Linked DNA regions of Homo sapiens: region 2 is linked to region 1. A link is a loop called in an ENCODE intact Hi-C map of the cell type or tissue named here. Cell type or tissue: endothelial cell of umbilical vein. All regions are shown on one strand. Each heading gives the region's core, and the rest is flanking DNA. Links, peaks and the distances in the headings are about the cores only. Region 1 overlaps LOC124907871 (a long non-coding RNA gene). Region 2 has its middle 30 kb from the start of AMANZI.

Region 1 (11,294 bases), core at 1,014-9,013:
GTCTCTTAGATCTGTCCTCTAATATTCCTATTGACTTTACTTCATTTTCTAAGTCTTTATCCTTTTGCTTTACTTTCCGAGAGACCTGCTTAACCTTATCTCCCAACTCTTTTATTGAATTTCATTTCTTTTACTATATATTTTTTACTTTGAATACACCTCTCTCTTCCTCACATTTTCCCCCATAGTATTTTGTCTTCAATTGACAGTTCTACTATCTTATTACTCTGGAGATATTAATAATAGTTTTTAAATTTTTATTTATTTTTATTTTCAAAACAGTGTCTTACTCTGTCACTCAGGCTGGAGTGCAGTGGTGTGATCATGGATCACTGCAGCCTTGATCTCTGAGCTCAAGCTATCCTCCTGCTTCAGCCTCCCAAGTAGCTGGAACCACAGGCATGTGTCACCATACCCAGCTAATTTTTTTGTTTTTGAGGTGGAGTCTCACTCTGTAGCCCGGTCTGGAGTGCAGTGGTGCAATCTGGGCTCACAGCAACCTCTGCCTCCTGGGTCCTGGTTCAAGCAATTCTCCTGCCTCAGCCTCCTGAGTAGCTGGGATTACAGAAACACACTACCATGCCCAGCTAATTTTTGTATTTTTGTAGAGACAGGGTTTCACCATGTTGGCCAGGCTGGTCTTGAACTCCTGACCTTGTGATCTGCCCACCTTGGCCTCCCAAAGTGCTGGGATTACAGGCGTGAGCCACTGCACCCGGCCACTAATTTTTAAATTGTTAATAAAGACGAGGTCTTGCTATGTTGCCCAGTATGGTCTTGAACTCCTGGGCTTAAGTAATCCTCCTGCCTCAGCCTCCCAAAGTGTTGGGATTACAGGTGTGAGCCACTGAATCTGACATTTTTTAAAAGTTTTCTTCTCTTTACCAAGTCTTTTTTCCCCTTTCTGCTTTTTTGGGTTGTTTTATTTTGATCTCTATCTTGCTAGAAACTTTCTGCAGACGTTTAGTAATACTAGATTTTTGAGAGTGGGCAACTGGAAAGCTGATTGGAAACTCTGAATACATGGGTGAGGCTTGTTGGCTGTGAGTGTCATTGCTTGATGTCCTGGCAAGGCCAATGGGTTTGGGACCCCTACTATTAGTATAGGCCTGATTCCCTGGGAAAGGCTCTTTTGATCTCCTGCCTGGAGGATAAAGGCCTGGCTACCAGCCTTCTGTGTGTAATGTGAGGGAGAAGGGCTGGAGTATTCAACATCATGCTGAATCCTTTCAATGATCATCTTGTTTTTAGTAATCTCCTACCTTAACTCTCTGTCTTCTGCTAGTATGGGAAAGATGACCTGAAAATCTAACCATTTATTTTTCCCCCATTAATATCATTTTATGATTATTCAGAAGTTAAATAATTGTCATGCTGTCCTCCAAAAAGACTGAATCAACTAGCAACAAATAAGAATTTTCTCACAGCTCTGCCAGCATTTTAAAAGAATAGCTTTATTGAGCCCAGGAGGTCAAGGCTGCAGTGAGCTGTGATTACACCACTCTACCCCAGCCTGGGTGACAGAGCAAAACCCTGTCTCAAAAAAGAAATTTAAGGAACAGCTTTATTGTTGTAAAATAGACATACAATAAACAGAGCACATATTTAAATTGTGCAACTTATACTTTGATATAACCCTGTGAAAACATCACCACAATCAAGATAGTGAATATATTTATCACCTCCTGATACAGTTTAGCTCTGTGTCCCCACCTAAGTCTCATGTTGAATTGTAATCCCCAATGCTGGGGGAGGGGCTTTGTGGGAGGTGATTGAATTGTGGGGGTGCACTTCCCCCTTGCTGTTCTTGAGATAGTGAATGAGCTCTCATGAGCTCCCCTTCACTCACTCTCTTTCCTGCTGCCATGTGAGGATGTGCTTGCCTCTTCTTTGCCCTTCTGCCATGATGTGTTTCCTGAGTCCTCCCTAACCATGCCTCCTGTACAGCTTGCAGAACTGTGAGTCAGTTAAATCTCTTTTCTTCATAAATTACCCAGTCTCAGGTGGCTCTTTATAGCAGTGTGACAAGGAACTAATATACCTCCTAAGTTACCTCAAGCTTCTTCTTAATTCCTTCTCCTCCCTTCCTTCATTGCCAAGCAAACAACCACCTGTTTTCTGTCACTATAGATTAGTTTACATTTTGTGGGTTTTTTTTTTTTTTGAGACAAGGTCTCACTCTGTTGCCCAGGATGGAGTGCAGTGGTGCGATCATAGCTCATTGCAGCCTTGAACTCCTAGTTTCAAGTGGTCCTCCCACTTCAGCCTCCTGAGTACCTGGGACTACAGGGGTACACCACCACAACTGGCTTAAAAAATTTTTTAAATAAAAATGGGGTCTTGTTATGTTTCTCAGGCTGGTCTCGAACTCCTCGCCTCAAGCAGCCCTCCCTCCTTGGCCTCCCAAATTGTTGGGATTACAGGCATGAGTCATGACTCCTGGCCTAGTTTACATTTTCTAGAGTTTTGTATAAATGGAAACATACAGAATGTATTTTTTTGCGGAGTGGGGGAGTGTTTCTATTTCTTTCTTTCTTTTTTCTTTTTTTTTTTTTTTTGAGACGGAGTCTCGCTCTGTCTGTTGCCCAGGCTGGAGTGCAGTGGTGCGATCTCGGCTCACCGCAAGCTCCACCTCCCGGGTTCAAGCAATTCTCCTGCCTCAGCCTCCTGAGTAGCTGGGACTACAGGCGCCCGCCACCACACCTGGCTAATTTTTTTTGTATTTTTGGTAGAGACGGGGTTTCACCATGTTAGCCAGGATGGTCTCGATCTCCTGACCTCGTGATCTGCCCGCTTCGGCCTCCCTAAGTGCTGGGATTACAGGCGTGAGCCACCGTGCCCGGCCCAAGTGTTTCTATTTCTTAACCAGCTTTCATGCAATCTTTTTTTATTTTACCATCTCTGTGATCCCACTCCCAAAGGTACTAGATGTCGATTGGTCCTTAGGATCAGCTACCATTTGCCCAACTGCTTTCCAGCCTTCCAAAAATTTTTTTCTTTTTTTCTTAAAGATACTCCTGTGTGAGGCTCAGAACTCTTGAATTGCTACTGCAAATATGAACTCGGTGATGTGAATGCCAGGGAATTGCCTGATTGATCAAAGAAATGTATCCCCTTCTCCCTCACTCTTGCTGTCTTCTCATTTGTTTTCCCCATCCTTGTGGATTCGTGAATTTAAATATCCCTTTAATGTTATAATATTTTAATGGCGTTTGGCGAAAAGTACAGAATTAGGTGCAAGAGTGCATAGCTGTTATTTTTTTTTTTGGCCTCTGAGACTGTTCATATATGCAAGTTATTTAACAGAAAGTTCTGCAGTGACCTGAGATGTCAGGGGGGTCTGATAGAGTACGTTTGAAGGCAGTTACTGGAAAAAAATAATGCCATTTCTGGTTTGTACTTCGGTAAGTTCAGATGACCCAATATATTGTTTACATGTGGCATTCAGTAAAAAAGTAGCTTCCCCTCCCTTTCTTCTTCCTTTTCTCCTTTCCTGCTTCTATAAAGCATCTGCTTTGGGAAACTTCTTAGGAGGAGAGCTTGCCAGCCCGTGGGTAATGGAGAGGTCTTGCAGAGATAAAAGAGATGCTCCCACTCAATGCAGGATGGTGTGGAGGTAAATGGGGATATGTCTGGCATCACTCAGGAATGGGCCTTCCTGGCAGGGAAGAGAAGGGAGGGGAAAGAGGAAGGGAGTCAAAGATGAATTGCTGAATACGGGGATTCCAGGGCCTGGAGCCAGGAAGAGAACTTTGGGAGGTGTGAACCTGGAGGGCATCAGCTGATGAGGAGCAGCCTGAAGTCCGGGGAGGACCTGTTTTTGGTGGCCAGGAAGAAAGTGCCTTCCACACACAGGGAGGCCACAAGGCTGATGGGCTGGGGGTTGGAAGGACAGCCCTAGGACAGGCTTGGGAAGCAGGCTCAGGTAGGGACTGTGAGGTTCTTGTTGAGTCTTTTTCATTCCTGGTCTTAGAAAATAGAATCCAAGGCCTCTTGAGAGTGGAAGGTGGGTTGGGAGGAGGGCAGATGGGGCTTAGGCCCAGGACACCCGTAGAGCTACTGCCCAGCTGTCTCTCAGGGACTCTGCTGAGGTCACTCCAAGGATCATTCTTAGCCTTGCTAGACAGTACTGACAGAGGGAACCGTAGTATCGCACCCACTTCCTTCTCTTTCAATGAAAGTTTAAAGGTCACCATTTCCTCTGGCAAAGGAAGTTCCACAAATATTCCATTTCCGGTCTTAGAAACAGCAAGGTATCAAGCAATTGCAAACTTCCTGTGCTGGGGAATTCCCAAGGAAGTAGGGGCAGAGTTCTGGTGGAGACAAAGTGAATTCCGAGTGATTAGTCAGTAGCAGTAGCAGTAGCAGTAGCAGTAGCAGTAGCAGTAGCAGTAGCAGCAGCAGAACCAGAATTTCCCCGCACGTGTCTCAGGCTCTCATTTGCCAACTCAGTCTCTAAGTATTTTTATTGGCAGGAAAAATAAAATAGCTATGAGTGAAATAATTCATTAGACCTGAGCCTCCATCAATTTTGTGTTTAAAGGCCTGACTCTCTTTACCTTTCCCTGGGATGGAAGATGCAAATGTTCCTGATGTCACTGTCAAAAAAGAAGAACCAGTGGGTATATTGTATGCTTGAGTTCCAGCCATTTGTCACAATAGATAGAGATGACTGCCATGTGTGTAGACTTTCTATAGACTGTGTGCTAAACCCGACCTGCCACTTCCAAGGAGTAGATGAGGAATGTCCATGGTTCTGGGGAGCCCTACCCCAATTTGGGGCAGACATTCCAAAGCTCATTTTCTGTGGAGGGGGTTGATGGTTAAAGGACGGCCTGGGAGTAACTCGTCTGTACTAGGGCCCAGGAGAGTTACATGCTGCTTCCCATGTTATTCATCATTCCCCCATGTGAATAGCTATGGCGTGAGGTCCAAGGTTAGGGCCTTTCTACCATAAATGGGGGAATAAAATTCCCCTACCAGCCTGAGAAGTTTCTGTTATAAAGAGGCCTTTTTTTTTGCGGGGGTGGGGGAGCAAGCCGACTAATGTGTTATTTCCATACGGTTTGTTTTAAAATGTAGACGTCATATGCAGGAGAGGTGGTGTAGTGAGTCACAACGGGATTAGAAGGACCAGTCCGAAAAGCAGAAGAGGGTCAAGTTCAGGGCACGGAGGACTACTGCATTCAGTGGCGTGAAAGGCAGATGGCTGAACAGGAGGGGGACATTACATTGCTTGTTCTCCTTGAGCCTCGATTTCCTCATCTAAAAAGAGGGTCATTTATTCACAGAACATTTATTAAACTTGTGCCAGGCACCGTGCCAGGAGCTGGACTAAAAATTAAATCCACCCCTGTGAGCTGCTCTGAAGGCTAAAATATGAAGTATGTAAAAGTAACCAAGTGCTGTACACATGCAGCTATTCAATGACTGTGTGGGCATTGCGGCAGATTTTAATTTTCTTTTTTATTTCTTTCTCTTTAGTGAGAGGTGTTGGTTGTTATTATTGTCGTCGCTGTAACTGTCTATTTCACTTGCTTTTTTGTTGCCTCCAGCCCATTCCAGGGCTGTCATCTAGGACACTTCTTATCACCTAAATAACCGGGGAGGCAAAGCGCTTTCTTAAGAGATGGATCCAGAAGAACAATGCTGGTTTTCTGTACAAAAAGGGGCTGTGGGAAGTAGAGATAAGAAGGGAATTGGCCAAGATGAATGTACAGAGCCTTATTTTTTTTATAACACAGCAAGATTAGATACAAAACAGGACAATAGCATCATCTGTTTTTATAACTGGAAAGGACCTCACTTTACAGGTGGGGAAGAATAGAGTGGAGAAGTGAAGAGAATGGTCACAGAGTCAATCAGCATGTCTGCGTCAAAGCTGGGATTCCCGATTCAGGGCTCTTACTACAGTGACGTATGGCTAATATTTTGGCATTGTTTCGGGGAAAAGCTGAAGCCCTGATGGTGTACGTCACTCTTGAGATAGTCTGTAGTCCAGCAGGGAGGAAAGCAAGGAAGGGAGGTGGAGGCAGCATTTTTGGGTGTAACATTTCGTTCTTGTTTTGTGGCCAAATCATAGTGTGATTGGGACAAGCCACTGCCTTTCTCTGAGCCTCCACTTTCTTTTTCTTCTTAAGAGGGAGGGAATAGTAGAGTAAAAGTAGTCATTTTATCAAACACCTGCTATTTTGGAGCCATATTGCAAGTGGGTTGGGGGTTGAACAGTTGGCTTTATTACCCATAGGATTAAATCCAACCTCGATACTGTGGCATTCCCAAACTCCAGTCTAATCTTCTTCTCCATCAGCCATGCCCCACGACACCCTGGTCATATCTGATGTTGCCCCTTGCACTTGCCCCCTCCTTATCTTTGCTTTCTGACCTACCATATGGCTATTGGTTGAAATTCTCATTTTCCAGGGCCTTGCTTAAATATCATCTCATCCATTAAAACTTTCTTGAACCTCCCCTTGCCCTGTTCCTCCCTAATGTCTCAAGCCAGAATTTATTTCCTTTTGTGGCCAAGGGACTGGGTTTGTGACCTCTCTCACGAGACTTAATATTGAGACCAAACGTCTTTAGACCTCACCAGCCAGAGAGATGAGCATCTATGGAATGCAGGCTTTTGCCTGGACTTGCTGATGCAGGGCCTCTGCCTTCCTCCAGGGCCTCTCCTGCTGTTTTAGGAATTTCCCTCATGGCACAGTCCATGAGCTCAGGGTCAAGTTCATACATGTTTTTACTTCTTCTACTCTGCAAATGGTCTTCTTGAACTCTGAGGGTCCTAAAGCTGCTCTGCAGTTTGTGGGGTGAGTAGAAAGGGGCTTTCAAAAGTTGTGCTGTTGTTTCCCACCCCAATAGCATGAAACACAAAGATGCTTACAAATAGCTGCCTTGCTTTCTAGTCCCAACTTCTCTCTCCTGAGGCTTTAAAACAAGTCCCCTAGGTTGAGCTGGACTGGAGTTGTATCCTATCTTCATTATCTGTCTACTCTCTTTCTGCTCTCTAGAGAAGATATTATATATGTGTGTATGTATGTGTAAATATATAATATCCATATATAGAACATATATTGTTATATTTACATATACATACATAACATATGCATGTATTCATATATACATATGTAGTATCAAAGTTGGAATTAAACTGTATATTTTGTAATTTGCTTTTATTTGCATCTATCACTGTAAAATGAATATTTATCCATACCGTAAGATATTCTTCAATGTATTTTTTTTTTTTTTGAGACAGGGTCTTGCTTTGTTGCCCAGGCTGGAGTGCAATGACCCGATCTTGGGTCACTGCAGCCTTGACCTCCCCGGCTCAAGTGATCTTCCCACCTTAGCCCTCTGAGTAGCTGGGACTAGAGGTGTGTGCCTCCACACCCAGCTTTTTAATTTTTTTTGTATTTTTTTTTTAGAGACAGGGTTTTGCCACATTGCCCAAGCTGGTCTTGAGCTCCTGGGTCCAAGCAATCCTCCCACTTTGGCCTCCCAAAGTGCTAAGATTACAAGCATGAGCCACCACACCTGGCCTCAATGTAATTTTTAATGGCTGTATAGTATTCCATCATGTGGTTGTACCCAAAATTATTTAACCAGTCCCCAGTTTATTTCAATTTTTTTTTACTATTTTGAATAATGTTTTAGTAAATACCCACAAAATATGTACAATGGCTGGGCTTAGTGGCTCACCCCTGTAATCCCAACACTTTGGGAGTCTGAGGCAGGTGGGTCACCTGAGGTCAGGAGTTCGAGACCATCTTGGTTAACATGGTGAAACCCCGTCTCTACCAAAAATACAAAAATTAGCCGGGTGTGGTGGCACACACCTGTAATCGCAGCTACTTGGGAGGCTGAAGTAGGAAAATCACTTGAACCTAGGAGGCGGAGGTTGCAGTGAGCCGAGATCACACTACTGTACTCCAGCATGGGCAACAGTGAGACTCCATCTCAAAAAAAAAAAAAAAAAAAAAAAAGTACAATTTGTTGTACCTCCCTGATTATTTCTTTTAAGTAGAATTTTCTTATAATTTTTTTTATAAGTAAAATTTTGAATCAAGGGAGAAGCACCTGGAGTCCTTCAGATACCTATTGCCAAACTGAACTTTTCTGTTCCAGGTTTACTACATTCAGCCTGACTCAGGGTTTGGGGAGTAGAGGAGGGGGTGGAGGCAGAGGGCCTCTCCCTGTCCCCACAGACCTCCCTTGGTGAGGTCCAAGTCTGGACAGGTGGAGTGTGGCATTGCACCGTCAGGTCCTGCTTCCTGTAATTCCCCTAAATCCATCCAGTGGAGCCTCATTGTTCAAGTCTTTTTTTTTTTTTTTTTTTTAACTCCCCTGAAGACGGAGTCTCACTCTGTCGCCCAGGCTGGAGTGCAGTGGCACGATCTTGACTCATTTCAACCTCTGCCTCCCAGGTTCAAGTAATTCTCCTGCCTCAGCCTCCTGAGTAGCTGGCACTACAGGCGTGTACCATCACGCCCGGCTAATTTTTTTTTGTATTTTTAGTAGAGACGGGGTTTCACCATGTTGGCCAGGCTGGTCTCGAACTCCTAACCTTGTGATCTACCCGCCTCTGCCTCCCAAAGTGCTGGGCTTACAGGTGTGAGCCACCAGGCCTGGCCTCAAGTCTATTTTTTAACTCCAGGAGGCCTGGTATTCAGAGGGATTAGGGCTGGCAGAAGGGCCTCAAAGCTTTCAAGGCCTGGGGAATAGGCTGCAGCCTGGTTCAGGGTAACCCAAGTGATTTTGGTTCCAAAGGGACAGGAAAAAAAGTGATTGATATGGAAGTTGTCAAAGTGCAACTGTCAAGACATTAAAAAATGTAACCCTTTTACTAATATACAGTAGACTTGTGTTAAATATTTAACTGATTGTAAAAGGAAAAAACCAGACGCAGTTTTCCCTACCATACTGTCACAACACCTCAACACTGAGTTCTTCTGTGACCTCTAGTCACCGAAATGCTTGGGGATTTCTCCCACCACTAGTCCTCCAGCAGCCGACACCAGTTGGGTGTCCTAATTCACTCCAACACTATCTACCTGGAGTTAGCGTTAGATCCCACAGGTTGAGGGCTCAGTCTCACAAGACTGCCTCCCACTTCAGGTGCCAGTTACAAGTGGTAGGTTGTCACCTATGCTTCTGACTGATGGCTATAAATCTGGGTTTGCTTCCCTCGGGTTCCGTGAATTTGCTAGAGCAGCTCACAGAACTCAGGAAAACACTTAAGTTTACCAGTTTATTCTAAAAGATATTACAAAGGATACAGATGAACACCAGATGAAGAGATGCGCAGAGCAAAGCATGTGAGAAGGGGTGTGGAGCTTCCATGCCCCTCTGGGGCACCACCCTCCAGGAACCTTCATGTGTCCAGCTATCTGGGAGCCCTTCCAAACCCTGTCCTTTTTGGGTTTTTAAGAGTGGCTTTATTACGTACACATGATTGACCGAACCATTGGCCATTGGTGACTGACACAACCTTCAGCCCCTCCACTCCCTCCAGTGGTTGGGGAGTGGGGCTAACAGTCTCAAGTCTCCAATCCTGCCTTGGTCTTTCCTGTGACAAACCCCATCATGAAGCTACTGCATTGGGGCTGCCAGCCAGCAGTCATCTATTAGCATGCAAAAGACACTCTTATTATTCCAGAGATTCCAAGGGTTTTTAAAAGCTGTATGTCAGGAAACAGGAGATGAAGAACAAATATATATTTCACAACATCACACTCGTTGGGGGAATTGACAGGATAGCAAAACTGATTAAAGGAGGATAGGAGAGACTGAGATATATATTTCCATATATATATATAGAGAGAGAGAGATATTTCCATATATATATATATAGAGAGAGAGAGAGAGAGAGAGAGAGAGATGATGCAGATATACATATACATATAATCAGTGGAATAAAAAGTGCTGGAATGAGAAGCAAAGTTAGCTGCATGCAGTGGTTTGTGCCTGTAATCCCAGCTATGCAGTAGGCTAAGGTGGGAGAGTCACTTGAGGCCAGGAGTTCAAGACCAGCCTGGGCAACCTAGTGAGACCCTGTCTCAAATTTATTAAAAAATATATATTTTTAAAAGAAGCATAGTTATATACAAATTAGGGCAATAATATTAATTTGTTAAAAAATGAAGCAAAGTTACATACAAAACAGGACAATAATATAACAGTTGGGTTTATCTTTTCTACTGAACAGAAATAATTTTATATTCTGGTGAATAAAAATTACTTGCCACTCATCAATCTTCTGCAAGTTAACAAGTAACTCTACAGAGCCTTGTGTTCAATCAATGGTAAACAGCAAGTCAAACAAAAATACTTTCCTTTACAGAAGGGGTCAGCAAACTATGGCCCATGGGTCAGCTCTGGCCTCTTGCCTGTTTTTGTAATCAAGATTTACTGGAACACAGCCACACTCATTTGTCATGTGTTGTCTGTTGGCTGCTTTCATGTTGTAATGGTGGTTGAGTATTTGTGACAGAGACCTCATGCTCTTCACGCTGAAAAGATTTACTATCTGATCTTTTACAAAAAAAAATTTGTGGACTCCTGCCTGAGAGCATCAGATGCCCCTTGGGCAGGCAGCTTAGACACTAAAAAGGCACACCTACTCTCTTTGCCTTTTCCTCACATTTGGATAATTTTTAACACAGTGTTTTGGCCTTTTCCTTCTTATGTCTGCTGTCATAAGGGCAGTTCTGCCTTAGTCAGTCTAATTGTTTAGACTTTTGTGATGCTAAATCTGTAAAAATGCAGGGATCCAGCCTGGGTGCAGTGCCTCACACTTGTAATCCCAGCACTTTGGGAAGCCGAGGCAGGAGGATCACTTAAGCCCAGGGGTTCTAGACCAGCCTGGGCAACCTGGCAAGACCGTGTCTCTACAAAATAAAAGAAAAAAATTAGCTAGGCATGGTAGCACATACCTGAACTCCCAGCTACTGGGGAGGCTGAGGCAAGAGAATTACTTGAGCCCAGGAGGTTGAGGCTGCAGTGAGCCATGATCATGCCACTGCACTCCAGCATGGAAGACACAAGACCCTGTCTCAGGAAAACAAAAAACAAAAAACAACTAGGGATCTGGGACATGGAGTAGGGATTTTTTTTTTTTTTAATTTAAATCAGAGCAGCCTCCATTCCACAAAATTGAATAAAAGTTCGCTGGGGCAGGGATTTTAACAGGGAGTTTGGAAGAGAAAGGTGGAGACAGCAGTAAGGAAAATGGATATGAGAGAAAAAGAGAATATTAAGAAATGTTGCTTGGACAATGTACAATTTTCATGGAG
Region 2 (11,294 bases), core at 1,293-9,292, 56 kb after region 1:
TATATATACCTGTATATAATAGGATATTATATATCTGTATATAATAGGATATTATATATCTGTATATAATATACAATAGGATATATATATATGTCTGATACATATATATATATCTGAGTTTATTAAGGAATATTGACTCACATGATCACAAGTTAAAGTCCCACAATTGGCCATCTGCAAGCTGAGGAGCAAGGAAGCCAGTCTGAGTCCCAAAACCTCAAAAACAGGGAAGCCAACACTGCAGTCTTCAATCTGTGGTTGAAGGTCCAAGAGTCCAAAAACTGAAGAACTTGGAGGCTGATGTTCGAGGGTAGGAAGCATTCAGCATGAGAGAAAGATGTAGGCTGGAAGACTAAGCCAGTCTAGTGTTTCCCTGTTCTTCTGCCTCCTTTTATTCTGACCACACTGGCAGCTGATTAGATTGTGTTTACCTGGATTGAGGGTGGGTCTCCCAGTCCACTGGGAAAGGGTGGACTTTCCCAGTCCACTGACTCAAATGTAATCTCCTTTGGCAACACCCTCACAGACACACCCAAAAATAATACTTTGTATCCTTCAATCCAATCAAGTTGACACTCAGTATTAACCATCACAGAGGCCAGGGCAGAATGATTGCTTGAACCCAGGAGTTTGAGACCAACCTTGGCAACACAGGGCGATCCCATCCCTACAAAAAAAAAAAGTTTAAAAATCAGCCAGGATAATTAGCCATTTTCTGTGGTCCCAGATACTTGGAAGGTTAAGGTGGAAAGGTCACTTAAGCCTGGGAAGTTGAAGCTGCATTGAGCTGTGATCTGTCGTTGCACTCTAGCCTGGGCAACACAGCAAGACCCTGTCTCCAAAAAAAAAAAAAAAAAAAAGAATTTGATCTATGTCCCAGGTTCCTGACATGGAGCTTCTAAAACTGTTGGAATTTTCTGAGTAATATAAGTGTCTTTGTTATGTTAATGAGCTAACTCATGGCAGGGCCTGTAGATAGCTTCAGGATGGGGTCTAGTCCCTGAAAAGACCAAAAAGGTAATTAGAGTTGGGGCTTTGAGCCACATGATATTAGCCAACCCTTCAGACCTCTAGGGAGAAGAGGGACACTGGAGATTGAGTTCAAGTACATGGCCAATGATTTAATCAATGATACCTATGTAATGAATCCTCCCTAAAATCTCTGGACATTGGAGCTCAGAGGAACTTCCTGGTTGATGAGCACTTGATGTGCTGGGAGGGTGGTGCATCCTGATTCCTTGAAGGTAGGACGCAGAAGCTCTGTTTTTTACTAGTCCTCTCTCTATGTGTCTCCTCATTTGGCTAGTCCTTCTGATTTGTATCCTTTATAATAAAATTGTAATAATAATGATAGCATTTTCTTGAGTTCTATGAGTTGTTATACCCAGTTATTGAATCTGAGAGAATTGTGGGAATTTTTGAACTTATGGCAGTCATTCAAAAAACATGAGTGGCTTGGGGACCCCTGAAGTGTGCCTGGCATCTGACGTAGAAGCAGTCTTGTTGGGGACCATGCTCTTTAACTTGTAGAGTCTACACAAACTCTGGGTGGTTAGTACTGGAATTGAATTGCAATACATCTGGCTGGGGTTTAAACAGAAGGCCCGTGTTCTCAGGGACCTTGCTCTTTTGTGCTCTGTCTCTGTCTCTCTCTCTGTCCCTATCTCTATCTCTGTCTGTCTCTCCTTTAACTTTGTACTCTACTTGTTTCTCCTCACCAGACCCACTCAAGTCTTGCTTATCTAAAGCAAAACAAAATAGTGAAGGCCGTAACTCCTTCATTAGTATTCTCCTCACCTTCTGCTTTGTTTCTCTTGAAAGAGTGCCTTCACTTACTTCTCCTCCCACTCATCAGCCCTCAACAATTTTGCTTCTTCCTACTACTTAAGCAAAACTTCTTTCATAAAAGTTATTCTTATTCACATAGTCAATGAATAATTCTAAGCTTAAAAAAAAAATCCGTGAGTTTCTCTGCAGCATTTCATACTATTTGACAATTTTCTTTCCTTCTTGAACTACAACCCCCTCCCACCCCAGTTTCTGTAATACTGCACCGGGATTCCTTTGTCTATTCCTCTCTCAGTCTCCTGTATAATCTTCTTTTGTCTACCCCTTCTAAACTGCACGTATTGTCCATTCCCCACCCTCCTCCTCGATTCCTAGTCCATGAATGTCTTACCATCCACCCAGATACCTGGGCGTGTCACCTTGAGTATGTCTTCTCACTCACCACTCTAACCCCACATCTGATCACTCATTGTATTTGATTCCTTCTGCCTCCCACATGCCTTGTGTCTCTGTGCATTTATATCCTCTGCCTCTGTGATTGCCACAGTCCACACAAAAACAGCTTACTTCCTCAACAGTCTCTCTGCTTCAAGTTTTGTGACCCTCCTACCTGTTCTTCATCTCACAGCCAGGGTGATATTTCCAAAACAGACGCAATCATGTAGAGCCCGAGTCCTGGCCCATGGCAGGTGCCAGTGACCTTTTACTGCATGCTTGAATGAATATTATATCCCTGCTTAAAACCCCCAATAGTCTCCCACGGCTCTTTGCATCCAAGCTCTTTGACACAATTTCAGGTTCTCCTGACTTGGCCGTTGCACGCTTCTTTCACTGGCCTTGAATAGGTCATGCTTATCCTTCCTCTATCTGAAACACCCTCCTTCCCTTCAGCTGGGTAACTGGAACTTATCCCTTTGATGTCAGCTTTCATAGGCTTTTTCCTGCCCTATCTGCTATATGGTTGCAGGTCACTTCCTGCTCCACCTATTGTATATTTATTACATTTTATTGCAATTGTTTGTAGTACAGATTTACACACCCACCATCAGTATCTCAGCAGCCACGTCAGTGCACACGTCTGGTAACACTTGGTGAGGTCAGACTTGCAAAGTGTTGACACTGTATTTGGTATAAAATCGTATCTTATTGTGGCTTAATTTTCACTTCTATAATTTTTAATGAGGTTGGGCATTTAAAAAAATGTTTCCTAGCCATTTGTATTTACTCTTAAAAAATATATGTTAGAAAACTGAGAGAATGTATTTATTCTTTTATGAAATGTATATACTTTTTCCTGCTGGGCTATTTTTTTCTTATTTATTTGTAGGAGTTTTTGTTTTTGTTTTCGTTTTTTTGACAGTCTTACTCTGTCACCGAGGCTTACAGTGATGTGAGCTCAGCTCACTGCAACTTCTGTTTTCTGGGCTCAAGTGATTCTCCTGCCTCAGTTTCCTGAGTAGCTGGGATTACAGGCACCCGCCACCATGCCTGGCTAATTTTTGTATTTTTAGTAGAGACGGAGTTTTGCCATGTTGGCCAGGCTGGTCTTGAACTCCTGACCTCATGTGATCCGCTGGCCTCCCAAAGTGCTGAGATTCCAGCGTGCGCGGCCATACCCGGCCGGGAGTTCTTTATATATTCTGAAAACTAATCCTTTGTGAGACATAAGTGTTGTAAATATTGTATCCCAGTTTGTGGCATGTATTTTTAATTTTTAATGGTGTCTCTCAATGAAAAAAGCTTAACACTTAAATGAGGTCAAATTGATCACCTTTTTATTTATGGTTGATTCCTTTGGTGTCATGTGTAAGGAATGTTGTTCCTTCCTGTCCCAAAGTTGCAAAGATTTCTTGTGTATTTTGTCCTAAAAGTTTTAAAGTTTTGCTTTTCCCATCTGTGCACATTTCACATTTGCTACATCTCACTGACTGCTTCCTCTGCTGCAGAGCAAGCTCCATGAGAGCAGGAGGCATGGGTCCTGCTTCTTGTTGGTCCCCAGAGCCCTATGTCATGACTAGGACCTGGCAGGGGACTAGTGAGTAGCTCCTGACTAACTGACTCAATGAATGAATGATTGGATGATTGAACAAAGTGGTATGGGAGTTCACAGCGAGTAAGAGATGCCTTAGAAGAGATGAAGAAGGAGATGGTATAGGGTAGTGGTTCTCAATTCTGGGTCCATGGTGGACTCACCTGGGGACCCTTAAAATGTACCGTGGAGGATCCCAGCCCAAGAGATTCTGTATGACTGGTCTAAGATGTGGTCTGGGCACCAGGTGATCCCAGTGTGCAGCCAGGCCTGAGGCCACTGGATTTGGTGGTAAATGAGGTAGCTATCAAGGGTACAGACGTTGGTTGCCAACAGGCTTGGGCTTGAATTTAAGCTTTGTCACTGACTTGCTGTGTCCTCCTGCACTCGTTGAGCCTGTTTTCTCACCTGAGAGATGGGTGTGATAACACCTACCTGCTGTAGTTGTTGTGAGAGTTAGAGGAGATAAGCATGTTCCTGGAATGAAGTGTGTTCTTAATCCATCATAGGTTTTTTGCTTGTTTGTTTGTTTGTTTGTTTGTTTTTTCCTTTTCAAGAATGAGGTTGAGCCAGACTTTGACAGCTGGGTGGGAAGTGAACATGTGGTGATTGGGAGAGAAGGGCAGTTTATGTGAAGGGAATGTAATAATTAGAGAGTGGGCGTGGGAAGACATGCTGGGGAGAGTGAGCAGGCCGGTTAGCCCTGGTAGAGGGTGCAAGAGAGCAGTGCGGAATCTGCCAGGGAGACAGGTGGGTGACCAGGGTGCCAAGGGTGTGGCTTTTCCCAGGTTCCCATGGACACAGCCATCCTCCCAGATGCCCAGCCTAGCTGTGAGTGAGCAAGAGTTCTGGATTGTCTCTCTCACTCTGTCTTTTTCTCTCATTCCAGAAACAAAGCAGTGACTGGTACTTAGGAGGAGAATCAGGTCAAGTTGGGAGAAACTTGCTTCTGCTCAGGGGAGCAGAAGCAAGAATGGAGGCCCCACCCATGCTGGAAGATGATGAGGGTTTTGGTTCAGGGAGGAGGAATATTGGGGATCTAAAGGGGCCTGGGAGTGGGGCAGGACCCTGCCTTAGGACAGGTAGAAACATTTTCTATAAAAAATGGGGTGGAGGTTGATGGTAGGACCAGGCATCTTTAGTTGGCTCCCTGGAGTGTCAAGCCCTTGAGATGGTCTTTAAAAGCCATGCAGTGGGGTTTGAATCTGGTGTTCAAGCTCATAGGTTATTAACATAATGACACTTGGAAACTATTTGGGAGAGCTCAAGTGAGTGGCCTGGAAGTTCTGTGTTGGTGCAGGAGGTGACTTAGGATGTGCTGCTCCAGACTCATATCTTTGACTGCACACCTGATGCTTCATCTGGCTATCCTGTAAGCACCTTCAACTTAACATGTCCTACACAGAACTCTTGATATTCCTGTTCCTCCCCCAGTTCCTCAGTTCTTACCAAATGTTCTTCCAGTTACCCAATTGCTCAAGTAAAAAATCTAAGTCCTTCTCTTGGATTTCTGCCTGTTCCCTCAACATCCCACCTATCCATGAGTGTTCTGTGGGCCCTGCCTCTGAAATAAATCCTGCCTTTGTCTCCCAGTTCACTCCAGCCACCCATCCTGGGGCTGCACCCTCCTCCTTCCAAGCCCTCTCCCTTTCCTTCCTGGTGCTGCCTGTCATGTCAAGCATATGCATCAGTGCGACCAGGACATTTGAAATGCAACCAGTACAATTGGGCGCGGTTATGCCTACCAGTTTTTCTTCCTTAAACATTTTATATTTATGTTTGAAAGCATGCCACCTTTCTTCACTTGCCAACTTGACAGATTTATTAGTTGACAACATCCGCTGATAGCATCAGTAATAAGTTAATTGTTTTTGCACATGTAGCTTTAATTATTCTCATTATCATTTATAGGAGTTATTCTTTGTAAAGGGTAACTGAGTTTTCCAAAACAAACAGAAATTTGGGGTGTGCCCATGGAGCGTGACTCATGAAATCAGATTCTTAGAAGGACCTCGGCAAGTCTCTGGGTTGCTGTTAATGAGCCTGGCTGGCTGCCAGGGGTGTGTCTGCCCTTTATGAGGCCACGACTGTTCAAATGCTTGCCTGCAGCATTACTTGCCTAGGTAGTGCTTGTTTCTACTGAACTGTCAGGGATCCAATTCTTTGTGGTCTAAGTAACAATACTCAGATTCACAAGGAATTGATTAATAAGCCAGAATGCCAATGTATTACATTTTTGATGAAGACCATATTTACAGTGATTGTATCTGCTCAAGCTCAAATTAGGATTAGAGTTCTGACAAATACATATGTGAGAAGTATGAGGTTAAATACTTGAAATTTGGACTTTTCTAGAAAATCTGAATGTGATTGCCATTCACATACCTTTCTGGGGATGATGATTCTTGTACTTTTATTTTAAAAGACATAGAAAACTAACTTAAGAATCAGATTGCTTGGCTGGGCACAGTGGCTCATGCCTGTAATGCCAGCACTTTGGGAGGCCAAGGTGAGTGGATTGCTCGAGCTCAGGAGTTTGAGATCAGCCTGGGCAACATGGTGAAATCCCATCTCTACCAAAAATACAAAAAAAAAAAAAAAAACAACCAAAAAGAATAAATTAGCTAGGTGTGATGGTGCGTGCTTGTAGTTCCAGCTACTTGGGAGGATGAGGTGGAAGAATTGCTTGAGCCCAGGAGGCGGAGGTTTCAGTGAGCTGGGGTTGCAACAGTGTACTCCAGCCTGGGCGATAGAGTGAGACTCCGTCTCAAAAAAAAAAAAATCAGATTGCTTTATTGCTGGTTTTCTTTCTAAAACTGAGATTGGGTCCCATCATCCCCTGGCCCCCATTGGTTAATGGTTCCTCCTTTGTCTATTGAATAAAATACAGATGTCTGCTTTTGGCAACATGGTTGAATGTAGACACTGCAGGGTCTTCCTTACTCAAAATGAGTAAGGCTTAGATAAAACACATTTTGAAATGCATTTCTGGATGAACAGCAAGGAAAGGAGATCTCTTAAAATCCTCTTTCTGTCCCCCTCTCCCTACCCCCTCCAAGTGGGCTTAAGTAGGAAGGGTGGTGAGCGGCAGGTAAACACACGTCAAAGGCAGTCTTCCTCTCTGAGGGAAAACACTTGTATAAGCATTGCAATCAATGGGCCTCTTTAATTATGTGCCAGTGGCAAGAGCGGGTGCTGAACCCAGGGGCCTGCCTCAATCCGGGGCCTTTGAGGCAGAATAAAGTGGTCTCAGGTTGTTGGCATTTCCTTGCCCTTCCACCCGAAGCAGACACAAATCCTCTCTGGAGGCAAGTTCCCCAATTCAGCCAGTACAACTCCCACAGACTAAGATCAATCATGTACAAGCTCACAGACAAAGGTCACCAAACACACAGAGCAATAAACAAATTCATGAGTGACGTGAATGAGAATAAACAGAAACAATAACCACCAGCTGGGATGCTCTAAGTCTTCAGCTGTTAGAATTCCTGAATATAGAATAAAACTGCCACAATGGCAAACATGCATCTAGTACTTACTGTGTGCTGGGTTCTAAGAATTTTGCACATTGTGCCAGATACCGACTCAGCTTCACACTCACCCTCCTACTGTGCCCTCTTAATTTGCACTAGATTAAAAGGTAGAAAGGAAGAGGCAGCTATTCTGTTCTTGGCTGTGCCTCTGGCAGCACATGCAAAATGGGCAGTAACAGTGGCAGTCACAGGTAAGTAGCCTTCTCACAGTGTGGAGTTAAAGGCATGGGACTGAGACGAGCAAGGTTCCTAAAGGGACAGTGGCCAGTAGATGACCAGGGGCTACTGGAGTGGCTGCATGGCTCTGTGGAAGCTCAGAGGAGCCTTGGGTCCTGCAGGTGCAGTAGCAGCTTTCTGTAGTTCCTGATCTCTGGGTCCCACAATCTTCCCCGTTTTTGCTCCTCCACTTCTAATTTTGTAACTGACTTCCCTGTGTGTACTTCTCTCTCTGATTGAAATAGCCAGACTGGTTTCTGTTTCCTGATAAGACATTGTCTGGTACGAACACAGTAACTCATTTAATCCGATATCTCTATGAAGGAGGTACAATAATTATTCCTATTTTACAGATGAGGAAACACAGCAGAGAAATAAAGTCAATTGTCTAAGGTTGCACATTTAGTCAAGGGAAGGGTTGATATAACATATAATTATTTAGAAAACATCTAAGGAAATAAAAGGCATAATTTAAAAATAAAACTAGGCAGGTTTAAAAAAATGAAGTAATCTATAAGTAAAAAAGTATAATTGTTGAAATACATATCTTAGTGGATGGGTTAAATAGCTGAAGAAATGATTAATGAACTGGAAGGTAGTTCTGAGGAAATCAGAATTCAGCATAGATAGAAAAAATGGGAATTTACAAAAGTACACAGGAATTATAAAAGAGGTTAAATTATAGGGAGGGTAGAATGAGAATTAACATTGGTCTAACTGGAATTTTGGAAGAAGAGAATAGAGAGAATGAACAAGGCAATATTTAAAGAGGTGGCTGAGAATTTTTCAGAACCAACACAAACTATGACTTTACCAGTAGAGAAAACAATGTACACTGAGGAGGATAAATAAATATACTATGAACAAATTGTAATAATAATACTCAACAAAGACAAAGAGAAGATCTTAAAATCAGCAAAAAAAGAAAGTCAGACTTAGAAAGAAATGACAATGGCAGACTACTCAACAACAACAATGGAAACCAAATTCAGTGAAACAGTATTTTCAAAATGCGTATTTAATCTATCTTTGAAGAATAAGGGTGAAAAGGGTGAAAATTGCTGCCTTATACAAAATATCAACATTAACAAAAAGTAATGAAGGTAATATAAAAATGTTTTCAAATAAACAAAACTGAGAGAGTTTACCACCAACAAGCATTCATTAAATGGACTTTTAAATGCAGTTTTTAGGAAGAAGGAAAACAATTCCTAAGGAAGGTCTGAGATGCAAAAAGGAATTATGAACAAAGAAATTGTTAAAATTATAGGTGAATTAAAAAAACTGCCTGCATAAATGATAATAATGACAATGATGCTATTAATAATGAGTTGATAAGGATAAAGAAAAGGACAGAATTAAAATACTAGAAAACAAGCATGCTGGAAAGGATTCAGGAATTACTTGAAGGTTAAAGTTCTAGGGTCCTTCTATCCTTCTAGAGGGGAGTCAATATATTAATTTTTGACCGTCACTTACACAGTGAAAAACTTTAAGGATAACCATAAAAAAATAGAAATAGAGAGTATAACTTCTGAAACAGTCAAGGGAAAAATATGGAATAAGAAAACTGACCAAAAAACATCTCAGTCAATCAAAAAAAAAAAAAAAGAAAGAAAAGGTTCGGAAGGAGAAAATCAAAGCATAGAAAAAGCGGGACAAATAGAAGTGGAAAAGAAAAAGGTAGAAGAAACAGGTCCAGAAATATCACTGATGCACTAAATCACCATTAAAAGATGAAAACAAATGAACAACATCAAAAAATTCTAGTGACTGTAGTAGTGCTGATCAGAATAGGCTCTAAGATAAGATGCATTATTGTGAGTCAACTTGTGATGATGAAAGGTTTAATTCACCAGAAAGACACAATTATAAACTTGTAATCAAATAGTTTTATTTTATTTACTTTATTTATTTATTTTTTTTGAGACAGGATCTTGTTCTGTTGCTCAGGCTGGAGTGCAGTGGCTTGATCTCAGCTCACTGCAGCCTCCACCTCTTGAGGCTCAAGCTTTCTTCCTGCCTTAGCCTCATGAGTAGCTGGGTCCACAGGCACACACCACCAAGCCCTGCTAATTTTTGTATTTTTTGTAGAGATGGGGTTTCACCATGTTACCAGGCTGGTCTCAAACTCCTGGGCTCAAGCGATCTGCCCCCCTCGGCTTCCCAAAGTGTTGGGATTATAGGCGTGAGCCACGGTGCCTGGCCTCAAATAACTATTTAAGTGAAACAAAACTAGTATGGCACTAATGAAAAATGTATAAATCCATAATCGCAGAGGGATTTCAACTTACTTCTTTCGATTATGTAAAGGTCAAACAGACAAAAGACAATGACAAAACTTAATGCAATGAACACTTTTGATTTAATGAACATATATTGGATATGTACCCAAGAATTAGAGAATACATACTAGTTTTGAGTTTATGCAGAACATTTACAAAAATTTAGTGGAAGCCTAAATTATAAAAAGTTGCTGTCACGTAGAATAACACACAAACCCCTGAGTCCGGAATTCAAAGCCCTCCACACTCTCCTCTACCTTTGCATCTTTATCCTCCACCACACTGCAGTGCATACTCTGGGCTACTACTCACTGTTCTTGATTCAAATTCCATGTTCTGTCAGCTCAAATCATTCTCTCTGCCTGGAATAACTACTTCATACATATTCTGCTATTGAATTCTTGTCTTAGCACCCCATCTACTCCAAGACGATGTCCAGTTGGGGTTACTCCCTGTCCCATTTTCTTTGATTACACTTTTTTTTTCTACTTCCATTATATTATTGATCACATCTGTGCCACAGTTTTTGACTTTGTGTCTGCTTTTACTCTTTTCTAGACCCTGAGAGCTCCTGAAGGGTTGGGTCATTTCTTTTTTATTTGCTCATTCCTCATGGCACAGTGAGTGCTTAATAAATGGCTATTGACTGAAATTAAACTGTATCTAAATGGACATATTCCACTTCTGGGCCATTCATTCTTTCTTTCTATTGGAACCAGGAGATGGGGAACCATAACAAAGGTAAGGTTGTGCCATGTGAAAGAACATGGAACCTTCCCCTGAGGGCCAAAAAAGAGCAGGGAAAGGTGCAAAGACAAAATCTTCCATTTTTAAACAATGTAAGAATGTGGTCCACCTCATGCTCAGGTGGGACTTTATCATGACGTTATTTTTGGGGACTTATAGCTGCATCATTTACCCCATATACATTTACCTTTAGTGTAGGGAACTGAGGACAGGAATTTTGTTGATGCAGACTCTTGCTAATGAGGCTAACACTTGGAGAATTTTTATCATGCATTCAAGAAGCTTGTTTTACATTTCTTCATTAATACTTTAGTTGGTGGTTTAGCTTTAGTTGTAGGCTTATCAGATATTTGGAGATATCTTCATAAACGATGGCTTTGGTTTTAGAAGAGTTATTCTGAAGCTACTATTTCTGGCAATAATCAAACAGCATGGCCATTTGTTTTGTAAGGCCTTTCCTAGAATATGACGGTAAAATCTACGTGTGGAAAAATGCTTATTCTTCTGTCCTCTATAAATGTGAATCTAGTTTGTCTTCAAAATGAAATCAAGTGATTAAAATGTAGTTTTCTAAGAAGATAAATGGAGCAAAGCACTCTGTGTTTCACAGTGTTGGAAATCACTCATCCCTCATAAAACTGTCCCAACTGATCCTGACTCACATGAATGAATTAAAATAAGAGTTAATAACATCAA

The links. A loop is a pair of places that touch in the nucleus more often than their neighbours do. Peaks named below come from ENCODE experiments on the same cell type or tissue, not always from the same donor. Only the 100,000 strongest peaks of a DNase experiment are listed, where the experiment ranks them.
Region 2: a loop joins it to region 1, with 3 times the contacts of the local background. A loop is called at or near these places in 11 of 110 quality-filtered maps.

The regions. Positions count from the first base shown.
Region 1 is chr2:112,807,833-112,819,126 of GRCh38, forward strand. It overlaps LOC124907871 (a long non-coding RNA gene), which reads right to left. Exons shown (of 2, transcript XR_007087195.1): 2 at 9,237-11,294. Among named protein-coding and RNA genes, the nearest start is that of IL1B, 23 kb to the right of the region's middle. RefSeq lists enhancers at 3,781-4,980, 10,240-10,534. In endothelial cell of umbilical vein, for the core only: no CTCF peak of the experiment used is centred there; DNase peaks (open chromatin) are centred at 4,289 and 5,009; H3K27ac peaks cover 2,523 bases.
Region 2 is chr2:112,863,872-112,875,165 of GRCh38, forward strand. No RefSeq gene overlaps it. Among named protein-coding and RNA genes, the nearest start is that of AMANZI, 30 kb to the left of the region's middle. RefSeq lists a silencer at 2,127-2,327. In endothelial cell of umbilical vein, for the core only: no CTCF peak of the experiment used is centred there; a DNase peak (open chromatin) is centred at 5,800; H3K27me3 peaks cover 894 bases.